2 separate regions of the Mus musculus genome follow, and region 1 is linked to region 2. The links are chromatin loops, found by intact Hi-C in ENCODE. Cell type or tissue: left cerebral cortex. All regions are shown on one strand. Each heading gives the region's core, and the rest is flanking DNA. Links, peaks and the distances in the headings are about the cores only.

Region 1 (5,376 bases), core at 225-5,224, 83 kb before region 2:
CAATGTCATTGTAAGAAAAATATAAATTGAGGTTCAGGTGGTGGTGGTACACGCCTTTACTCCCAGCACTCATGGGCAAAGGCAGGTAGATTTCTGAGTTTGAGACCAGCCTGGTCTACAGAGTGAGTTCTTGGACAGCTAGGACTACACAGAGAGCCCCTGTCTCAGAAGAACCAAAATGAAGAAAAAAAATGTGTGTGTGTGTGTGTGTGTGTGTGTGTGTGTGTGTAAAGTCCCTATTTTATAACTTACATAAGCAGAAATTATTAAGTTATTTTCTAGTGGACAAAATATTTCCACAAATTGGATTAGAAGATTCTGATAGTAAAGGGTATTTATATGAAAGCTAGCTCAGAACAGGCCAGAAGCTAACAGGAACAAAGCCCCTATCTTCAAATTATCTCTCCACCATTAGCCACTGCCATCTTCAAGCTCCCAGGATTATTATTTTTTTTCTTTGTCAATGCTGGGAATTGAACCTGGGGTCTTGTGCTTGCTAGGCCAGTGTTCTACCACTGAGCTACATCCTTAACCATACAGCTAATTTTACTGTTGTTGTTGTTGTTTGAGATAAGGTTTTGCCATGTAGCCCTCTGACTGTCCTGGAGCTTGTTATGTAGACCAGGCTGACCTCAAACTCAGAGAGATCCACCTCCCTATGCTTCTCAAGTGCTTGGACTAAAGGTGTGCACCACCTCTGCCTGGCTAGCTATTATATTTTCATATTTATGAAGCATCCAGAGCAAGGCTATAATGGCACCAGTCCTTCAGGAACTATGATCATCACTCCCAATTAAAATGTACATAAGACAAAATAGAATAAATTTATATGTTCATTCTGAAAGTTAGTGTCATGTTGGACAACACAATCTGTTAGAGACCACGCTAGCCAGTATTAGGGTAAGATTCTATCCCACCCTTGGTAAGTGAATTTATAATAAATAACTAACCCTACCTTTTTAAAACCCAATCTGGTCTCCTTCCCCTTACTTTTGAAGTCGTCTTTCCCTCAAGGAACCCAAGTTATATATCCCATTTGAAACTGAACCCTTCCCAGGACCATAAGATAGTCTTTACAAGAGTGGGTAAGTGACCCAATCAATCCAACTGCCTCCCCCTTCCTCCTTACACTGATGTCTTCACAGACACATACGTGTAGGTGTTCTCAGCCACAGAGTCATCTCTCCAGATCCTTTTTTGTTGATTTTCTTTGAGACAATGGATCTCCAGGAAAGTCTGACTGGCCTGGAACACATACTACATAGACCAGGCTGGTCTTGACCTCATGGAGATCCATCTGCTTTTGTCTCCCAAGTGCTGGGATTAAAGGCTAGCCTCACATCGTCTAGCCAACAAATTGTTTGCTTATTTGTTTGTTTGTTTGTTGAGACAGAGTATCACTGTGTATAGCTCTGGCTGTCTAGGAACTCACTCTGTAGACTAGGCTGGTCTCAAACTCAGGTAGGTCTGCCTGCTTCTGCCTCCCAAGAACTGGGACTAAAGACATGTGCCACTACTGCCCAGCCCAAATGTCCTTTTAGAAATGTTTTATCTCTCAACAAGAAATTGTCAAGGAAACAGAAACAAAGCCCCCAGGTTCTGACATTAGAGGCTCCCCAATCCTCTTACAGAAGAGACTTTGCAGCCACAGTCCTACAACAACAGCCTGTTATATGAGTCAATCATGAGAGTTGATGAAAATCAGATTCTTGGAGAAGAGTATTTAGATCTGAAGTCAAAACGTTCTTGCTTCTATAATGAACCAACTCTAGTTATAATGTAATTGCCTGGTGTGGTGGTGTGTGCCTTTAATCCCAGCACTTGGGACACAGAGGTAGGTGGGTCTCTGTCAATTTAAAACCAGGCTACACATTCAGCATCAGGCCAGCCAGAGCTGTGAGCCCAGATATAGGTGCTGGGAACCAAATCTAGGCCCTATGTAATAATGGGAAGTGCTTTTAGCAGCTGAACTCTCTCTCTCTCTCTCTCTCTCTCTCTCTCTCTCTCTCTCTCTCTCTCCCTCTCTCTCTCTCTCTCCCTCTCTCACTCACTCTCTCTCTGTCTGTCTGTCTCCCTCTCCCCCCTTCTGTCTTCATACCCCATTTTATTATAGTTTTAGAGAAAAAAAAAAACAAAAAACATTGCAAAACCAAACGGAACACGCAAGCTGTGGAAGAAGAAGCAGAAGAGTCTCGTGCTTTTGAAATTGGGCAAGCAGCTTGAGAAATTCGTGCAGGGGAAGTTCATGTCCTTAGAGAAACGACAAGAAAATATAGAATGTCAGGGAAAGCATGCTTGAGAAAAAGAAATAAAGAAGAAAAAGGAATCGTGACTCTTTGAGTTAGAACTCAGAAAAGCCAACAGGCTTAACATTTAAAATCTGCAAGCAGTTGTGTCGGAGGGGCTTCTGGGACACATAAGTGCCTCTCTCTTTAGTCCCCCCACCTCCTTTGCTTGCCTTCAGGGAAAGCAGGCTCCGGAGGGTGGTCTCCTGGACAGGTGACTGAGAGACACATAAAGATCCATAGAATATGATGCTGTCATCTTTGGGATAGATCAGAATGTCCTGTGAGAATGTCCTGTGTCAACCCAGGGCCAAAGGTTTTGTTTTTTGTTGTTGTTGTTGTTGTTTTGTTTTGTTTTGTTTTGTTTGAGACAGTGTTTCTATGTAGCCTTGGCTGTCCTGGAGCAATACTATGTAGACCACGTTGGCCTCAAACTCAAACAGAGAGCCTCCTGCCTTTGCCTCCCCAGTGCTGGATCTAAGTTGGGCACTACCACACCTAGACTAGATTTTAAATAAATAAATAAAGGAAGGAAGAAAAAAGTTCTCCCATAATGCACTTTAACAAAGCCCTGATACCTCCAACTTTTCATAAGGCATTTAAACTTTAAGGAAAGGAAAAGCTGATGTCTACCTTTCTAGTGTGGATCAGGTAAACAGCAAATAGGGTCCATGAGAGAGCAGTCCATTCCCAATGACCTCCAAAGCTACCTAATTTCCTATCTAGATACCTAACAACCACTCAGGAAACTGATCAGAATAGCTACCCTATGATACCAACCATATCATATCAGTTACGATTATGCCTTAACTACAAGAAACAAAACTCTCGGCTACAGTGGTTTATACCTAGCACTTTATTTTGCCACACAGTTAGAACATGGGAAAAGCAGCTGCAGGGTTTGGTTCAGTGTTCTAATTACAGCAGCGGCAGAGCGACAGTCCCCCTCACGGTGCCAGATGACTCCTGCGTTTTTTCAGGAGTCACATCCTCTTGGAAGCGACAGAGGGAAAGAGGAAGCCAGATTGAATGCTAGCTATATATGTCCCCACAGTGCCACCTTAGAGCTGGAAACGTGCTACACGGCCTGCCATTTGTCTGGGGATCCATGCCAAGAAAAGCTGCTCTTACAGTCGTGAGGACAGGTGCTCAGGGACATAGTCAAGATGTTGGCCCAGGGATTAAAACTGCACGGCTCTGGGACAGTAGCATAAAGGAGCTTTGGATCCAGGTGGTATTCAAGATTCTTGGCTGGTATTTTCTGAGAATGTTGCACAGTAAGTAAAAATGTTCCCTCCTCCAGACTCTCTGGGGACACTGTGCCACCACTGATAGAGGCGATAGCTTTGTCCCTTCACTTTCAGTCATGGGTTTTCTGTCTGCAATGCTATGTCCCAGTGTAAGTGCCTGACTGCCCTTTCCAAATTACCCTCAAGCTGGTGTCAGCAGAACTTCCCTGAGTCCTGCCTATTACTCTGACTATGGCCTCCACGAGCCCCCCTGAATCTCTGAACATGCAACAGGATAAGATAAAGACTTTACATGTAGCTACTTCATGTAATTATTATAGCAACTGTATCAGTTACATTTTGTTTTATTTTATTTTGCTTTGCTTTGTTTTCCAAGACTGAGTTTCTCCGTGTCGCCTTGTGTATTCTGGAACTCCCTCTGCAGACCAGGCTGGCCTCAGACTCAGAGATCTGCCTGCCTCTGCCTCCTTAGTGCTGGGACTAAAGGTGTGTGCCACGCCCCCAAGGCTGTATCACTTACTTTTCTATTGCTGTTGCTCTGAGTTTATTTTGGGTTTCCAGTTCTAGAGAGCTAGCATCCACAATAGCAGAGCAGAGGTAGCAGGCTGCAGGCAGAAGGAACAGGAGCTGAGAGCACACATCTCAAACCCTAGGCAGGAAACAGAGAGCAAGCTTGGAATGACACAAGCCTCTTGAAACTTCCTAGAAACACACCTCCTCCAACAAAGCCACACCTCCCAATCCTTACCAAACTGTTCCACCAACTTAAGCAGCAACCAACTCAAACATGTGAACCAATCTCATTCAAACCACCACACCAATCCTAGCAAGTAGATAGCAGAGGAAAGCAGGGACTTCTCAAAGACCTATTTCTCTGTCCTCTGGGTAGAGCTGAGAGTCTGGGACAACCAGAAGTGAACAAACACTCCATCAACTTGCCCCCAAAAGAACCTCCTTCTCATACAAGAAAGTCCCTGGCCGAGCTAGGGAGAAGCTGGGGAGCCAGCAGCCCTTCTAATTGGCTCCATTCACTGCTTGTTTTTTTTTAAACAAGTATTCATCATTAATTGTCCCTAACCTACAAGCTACAGTAGAAGTTGTTTCAAGGAAGGCAATAGTATGTGTTTGGGAGTGCATGGGTACCTAGCTAGAGACATCAGATCTCCTTGGACCTGGAGTTAAAGGTGGTTGTGAGCTCTCCAGTCTGGGTGCTGGGAACCAAGAACCAAACTCAGGTCCTCTGCAAGAACAATACATGCCATTATATAACAGTATTGGTTTGTGTGTTTGTTTCCTTGCCTAAGAAAAAGGTTACAGCCAGATATGGTAGTGTACATACACCTTTAATCCTGGCATTCAAGAAGGTAGAGACAGACTGTGAGTTTGAGGCCAATCTGGGCTACACAGAGAGTTCCAGGCCAGCCAGGGCTATACAGTGATGATACTCTGATGCCCTATCTGGAGGAGGGAGAGGGGAAAAGAGAGAGAGAAAACTGTGATTGTTAGAACCAGATATTCTTATAGTGCAAGCAACAGGAACCATTTGAGCCAACTCAAGCTCCACCTCCATGCAAAAGGGGGAATTTCAGAGCACAAGGAGATAAAAAACTCAAGAATGTTACAAGGGACAAAAGGAGAAGATTTCACTCTAGACACTAAGAACTAGAATCTCTTGGAATGACAGCGTATGCCTTTTATCTCAACACACAGGAGGCAAACAGGCAGAGAGCTCTGAGTTCCAGGCCAGGCTGGTCTACAGTGACTTCCGGCCCAGCCAGGGCTACACAGGAACTGGCTATCCACGTGAAGCTGCTGCTAGATGCCCGGAATTCACACAGGGT
Region 2 (5,376 bases), core at 197-5,196:
GGAGCAGCTCTTTCCCCCAGGCCTCTCCACTCTAACCTTCCTTGCAGCTAATTTGTTGTTGGTGGTGGGTTTTTGTTTTTTGTTTTGGTTTTTTTTTTCAAGATGAGGGGGGAGAGGGGGGTCTCACATGTAGACCAAGCTGGCCTCAAACTCACAGAGATCCTCCTGCCTCTTCCTCCTGAGTGCTAGGATTAAAAGTGTGTGCCACTATGGCGGCTCCTTGCCGCTGTCTTAAATGGTCTGTTAATGCAGCCATGCCTTCGAGTCAGCCAAGAGAACTCTGGTCCTTGACAACCAGGTCTGGAAAATCTGAAGAGCTGAACTCTAACATCCTGGCCCATTTCCAAAACTCTGAAAGACCACGTGGGATGTTAGCCAAAATGTTCTGGACTCGTGACCTTGTGTCTGGAAATCTTATGACAGAATGTTAGGGATCCAGAAGCTCCTGAGAGCCCGTGGCAGATCCTGTGTGAACCGGTCATGCCCTCTGGGTCTGCACTGAGACTTCTTATCTTCCCCACCCACCCCCACCAAACCCCCACCTTACGGTAATGGCAGTCTATGGCTGCCTTCCTGGGTAGAAGACAGCCTTCTGGGAAGGGCAATCATGTTTTCCTGTGCAGGAATTTCACCTTGCCCAGTTCATCATGGCTGTACTTCTAGATTCCAGCTAGCAGGTGAGCTAAAGGAGGGCAGTGGCACACCAAGAAAATCAGTGTCCCCCAAATTCCACCAGAGAAACAATAGCAGTGAATGGCTCCAAATAGAGTGGCTGCTGTTTCTGCTTGATGAAATGCGTGGCCTTCACTGGTCCATCAGCTCACGTCAGGATTCAGGCTTGGGCACTCAGACATAGGATAGGGCTGGCAAGCACATGGTCCACTCTGCAGGTAGAAACCACGTGTCAGCCCTGCAAATCTGGAGACAGGCCCTCCAGCTCCCATTACTTCTTTGTCCAGTTTCCATCTCCAGGTGATAATAACAGTTACCTACTGTGTGCCAGGTACTATGTCAGACCTAGAGGAGCAATGTGAAACCATCTGGTTAAGTTCTGCCTACACTGGGACCATGCAACACTGTGTAGCACAGGCTGTGTCCTCAATCAAGAGAGGCTACAGCCACAGAAGGACAGGCAAGGCTGAGGAGATGGCTTGATGGGTAAGAGCACTGGCTGCTCTTCCAGAGGACCCAGGTTCCATTCCCAGCACCCGAGTAGTAGCTCACGACTGTCTGTAATTCTAGTTTCAGGGAATCTGTTGCCCCTTTCTGTCCTCTGCAGGCACTGCACAGATATGATGGTCAGACATACATGCAGGCAGAGCACGTATCTGACCCGCAGACATGCATGCAGACACATAAAAATAAAGCACAAATGAAATTAAAGCCAGGCATGGTGGTACACATCTGTAACCCCAGCACTCTGGAAACTGAGGCAGGAGGATTACTGAAAGTTTGATACATAGCAAATTCAGGGCAGCTCCGGATGCATAATAGCAATAGCCTGTATCTAGATAGGGAGATGATAGATAATGATAGATAGATAGATAGATAGATAGATAGATAGATAGATAGATAGATAGATGATAGGAAAAAGCCTAGCAAGATGGGTGTAGGCATTTGTCACCAAGCCAGATAGCCTGAGTTCGAGCCCTGGAGTCTACATGGTGGAAGGAGAGACCTGACTCTTGACATTTTTCCTCTGAATTCCACATGCTCACTGTGGCATGCATGTGTCTACACTCATATACTCAATGTATATCGCACACATACACACGCACAACCAGCCAAACAACCAAACAAACAAAGCAAGCAGTGGCAGTAAAGCTGCTTGTTCTAGGCCAGGTCTAAACAGTACGCGAAAAGGTCACAGAGGACCCAGGGACCTTTCCTGATGGCAGTGGTGCTTCCCAAGGGGACACATTTCTGAGGACCTTTCCACAGAATGATCCAAGAACAGCTTTGTGAGCCTCCAAAATACCTCCCAAAGCTCCCTGTGTTCCCTGCCAGAAACACATCACCCACTGCTTCAAGACTGGCGAACATAAGCCAGCCTGCTGGAAACTTGGCAGGAAGATAGCGCAGAGGAAAGCACTCGGCCAGGCTCCGTGTGCTTCCTGTGAGAACTGCAGGCTCACGTCATGTGAATTTGTCATGATGGAAGCTATTTGCTAGAGCTCTGATCACTACCCACAGAGTTCTGATTTAACACTCGTGCCTTCCCCTCCTACAGGTCTGACAAGGGTGGGCAGAGCTCCTCAGAGTCCTTTATTCCAAAGAGGATGAATCATTGCAGCAGAGGCTGGGCTTAGTTTACAGAGCAACCTCAGGTTCATATGGTGCCCACTGCCTTCCATACTACCTAAGACTGGGCCGTTCTTAGAGAACGGAGCCCTGGAGGAGCTCCCAGGGAGTAGAAGAATCTAATGGGGGCTCGAGGTGTGGTAGACGTTAATACTTCCAGTGTTAACTGAGCACGGGGGGAGGCTATTTTTGAGAAGTTTTTTAGTGTCTCAGAATCTACAAATAAAGAGAGTGAAGAAGCCAAAGCGTGGAACACTGAAGTAGGATGGACTTTTTAAGTCAGACAAGGCAAGGACTCGAGTGACAAGTTTTTTAAATATATAATTTATTTTTATTTTATTGCACTGATGTTTTGCCTGCATGTTTGTCTGTGTGGAGGTGTCAGAGCTCTTGGAACTAGATATTACAGACAGATGCACTAGAATTACCGCCATGTGGGTATTGGGAATTAAACCAGGATCCTCTGGAAGAGCAGTCAACGCTCTTAACGGCTGAGCTGTCTTTCCAGCCCCGTAGAGTGGAAATTTTAAGCTGTTCACTTGCTGGCTCATGCTCTTCCAGGGTCAGCACCAGAGAACAGGGTTCTGCTTGCACATTAGACCTCATGGAGGTCTTTGGAGTGTTTGAATCCAGGAGACCGACTTCACACCATTGTCAGCTTAGAAATACCGTCTCACAATATTGTAAGAGTGGGGCTTGACTGGAGACAGAGACCAGTTGAAAGCTACTTAATATCCAAGTGAGAATTAAGGGGGACCTAAGGCAGGGGTCAGCTAGAAGAAGGGGATTTTATATTTAGGAGGTAAAATCAGGTGGCTGGGGCTGGAGAGTTAGTTCAATTGAATGCTTATTGACCTGAGTTCCAGCCCCAGAACCCACATACAAACTGGGTGTTAGTAGAACATGCCTATAGACCCCACACTTAGGAGGTAGAGACAGTGGGCTCCCTGGAGCTCTCTGGTCAGCCAGCCTAGACAAATCTGCAAACTGCAGATCAGTGAGAGACCCTGTCTCAAAAAACCAAGATGGGCTGGACGGTGGTGGGAAGATGGCCAGGCAGAGAGCAGAGGAGAATCTGTCCCAGCTAACCCCACCTGATAGCGTGATCAGGGCAGAAGCCAGTTTGTGTCAGAGAGTGTGGGCCTGTGAGCTGTTATCAGCTAAGGTAACTTGAACACAGAATCCTTGAGGCCTGGGGGCTGGGGGTGGGGTCTGTCTATCCTCAACAGCTTATGAGAAAGGGAAGAGGCAGGGAAGAGGGGAGAGGGTGTCACGGAGAGGTTGGGTACCACTCAAGGTAGAAAGGTTTTAAGGGAGAGGGAAACTGACTTGAGAACTGAAATGGTTGTGGGAGAACTTGGGGAATCCAAATGATGAATGTGAATAGCCTCAGTCTGTGAATTTTCTCCTGGTTCTTTCAGAAGTCTGGACAAAGAACGTGGATTGGCCCACAGTTAGGGTTTCTGTCAGATCCAAGGGCAGGAGGTCAGAGTGTTAGACAGGTCAAGAAAGGTCACTAAGCCAGTAGCTTAGGCTGTAGACAATGGGTCTTTCATAAGTATCAAAGGATGTGAAGGATGGTAGGATACATAGTAAGAAAATACGGTGACACCAGGGACCTGGCGGTCTCTGGAGAAGATCAGACCTATCTGGAACCTCACACCTGCGGTACAGCCAGAAGGCATGAAGGCCACAGCTGGGCAGAGAGCCACGGCAGAGTGAACTTCTTAACTAATGGCAAATCCCTGTGTTCAGTGCTGATGGCCATCTAAGATGGAAAAACACTGTCAGGAAATGCCTTATGTGGGTTAACCATGAAGAATTGCCCTCTCATCTGAAAGTGACCTGCGGCTCAGCTCAGCTCTTCCTGCTGTGGATGTCACGTCATATCTGGAAGCGACACCCTCCTTCCTTTGAGTCAGAGTCAAAAAAATCAGAAAGCCCTCAGTGGAGTGAGAAAGAGATTGGGGAGAGCGGGACCCACCCACATGGTATCGGAATGACATCATCAACACAACCAGACAGCAGAGGAAAAGTGCAGAGGAGTGCTGAGACCGAGGGGTCTGTGAAATGTTTCCAAAATGCTACCTCTACAGGAAAGTCCCAAGGTGCTTTTCCTTGTTGGCTGCTGGAATGAAGTAAGAATTCCCACCCAGGGTGTCACCTTTCATTATCATCCTCTTTATGTCGCTTCCTAAAATAATAACTGCCATTCAGGAGATGACTTAACCAAGATGGCTTAATTAGATATCAGACGAATACCTGTGCCCAGGAGCCCCATTACTGCAGGCCTCCTCATGCAAATCTTTCTGGCTATTCCCAACCTGACTAGCTAAAGAGACAGACGTAATTGGAGCAGCTGGGCTGTAAGCACAGCTGGGCCGTCCCCATGGAGACCAGAATTCTGCTCGGGAGTGCTTCCTGTTGCCAGCTTTTCTTCCCTCTATCTTTTTTTTTCCCGTTGTGTAGCAGCGCCTCAGTGCTCAGGTCTGTGCATACCAATCACTGGGGAGGTCGTTAAATACAGATTCTGCCTCCGCATTCTCTGATTGAGCTACTGGGTCCGTGATTCTCACAAGCCCGTAGGTGAGGCATGTTCTGCTGCTGCTGGTGGTCCTTGAGTCTCCTTCCAAGCAGCTATCAACAAAGCTCCAGCTAGCCTGCAGGAGCGTATGTTGCTTTCTCATTTTGGCACCATTTCTCCCCTTCTGTTGCTCTCCCCAGCTCCTCTATGGTCTCCAGTGGACAGTAGCTCCCTGTGTTCTCCCTCCTCCCTCTAGCACGCCATTCGTGGGCTCCATCACTAAACGTGTGTTCCTCAAGTCAGTCTTCAGCTAATGGCTTTCAGCCAGCGGTTTCCTTAAATCAGGCTAGCTGAAAGTTCTATTAAGACACAAATGGGTGGGGATGAAGCTCAGTTGGTTGAATGCCACAGAGCATGAATGAGGTCTCTGGGCCATCCTCGGTACTGCATAAAACCAATCGTGGTGGCCACACCCATGACCTCAGCACAGGTGGTAGAGGCAGGCTTAGAAAAGGTCAGCCTTCTCAGCTGTACAAGCTCAAGGGCAGCCT

Evidence for each region. Hi-C counts contacts between places; a loop is a spot of excess contacts. Peaks named below come from ENCODE experiments on the same cell type or tissue, not always from the same donor. Only the 100,000 strongest peaks of a DNase experiment are listed, where the experiment ranks them.
Region 1: it touches region 2 in a loop (9-fold over the local background); 5 of 42 quality-filtered maps call a loop at or near these places.

What each region holds. Positions count from the first base shown.
Region 1 is chr17:80,081,232-80,086,607 of GRCm38, forward strand. Gm41626 (a long non-coding RNA gene) reads right to left here. Exons shown (of 3, transcript XR_876986.1): 2 at 4,056-4,184. Among named protein-coding and RNA genes, the nearest start is that of Gm41626, 13 kb to the right of the region's middle. In left cerebral cortex, for the core only: no CTCF peak of the experiment used is centred there; DNase peaks (open chromatin) are centred at 2,329 and 3,339; H3K27ac peaks cover 2,349 bases.
Region 2 is chr17:80,163,842-80,169,217 of GRCm38, forward strand. The region is part of intron 4 of Galm (galactose mutarotase); the gene reads left to right. Among named protein-coding and RNA genes, the nearest start is that of Gm51284, 28 kb to the right of the region's middle. In left cerebral cortex, for the core only: a CTCF peak has its summit at 2,089; DNase peaks (open chromatin) are centred at 2,131, 2,657, 4,282 and 4,773; H3K4me3 peaks cover 774 bases; H3K27ac peaks cover 3,908 bases.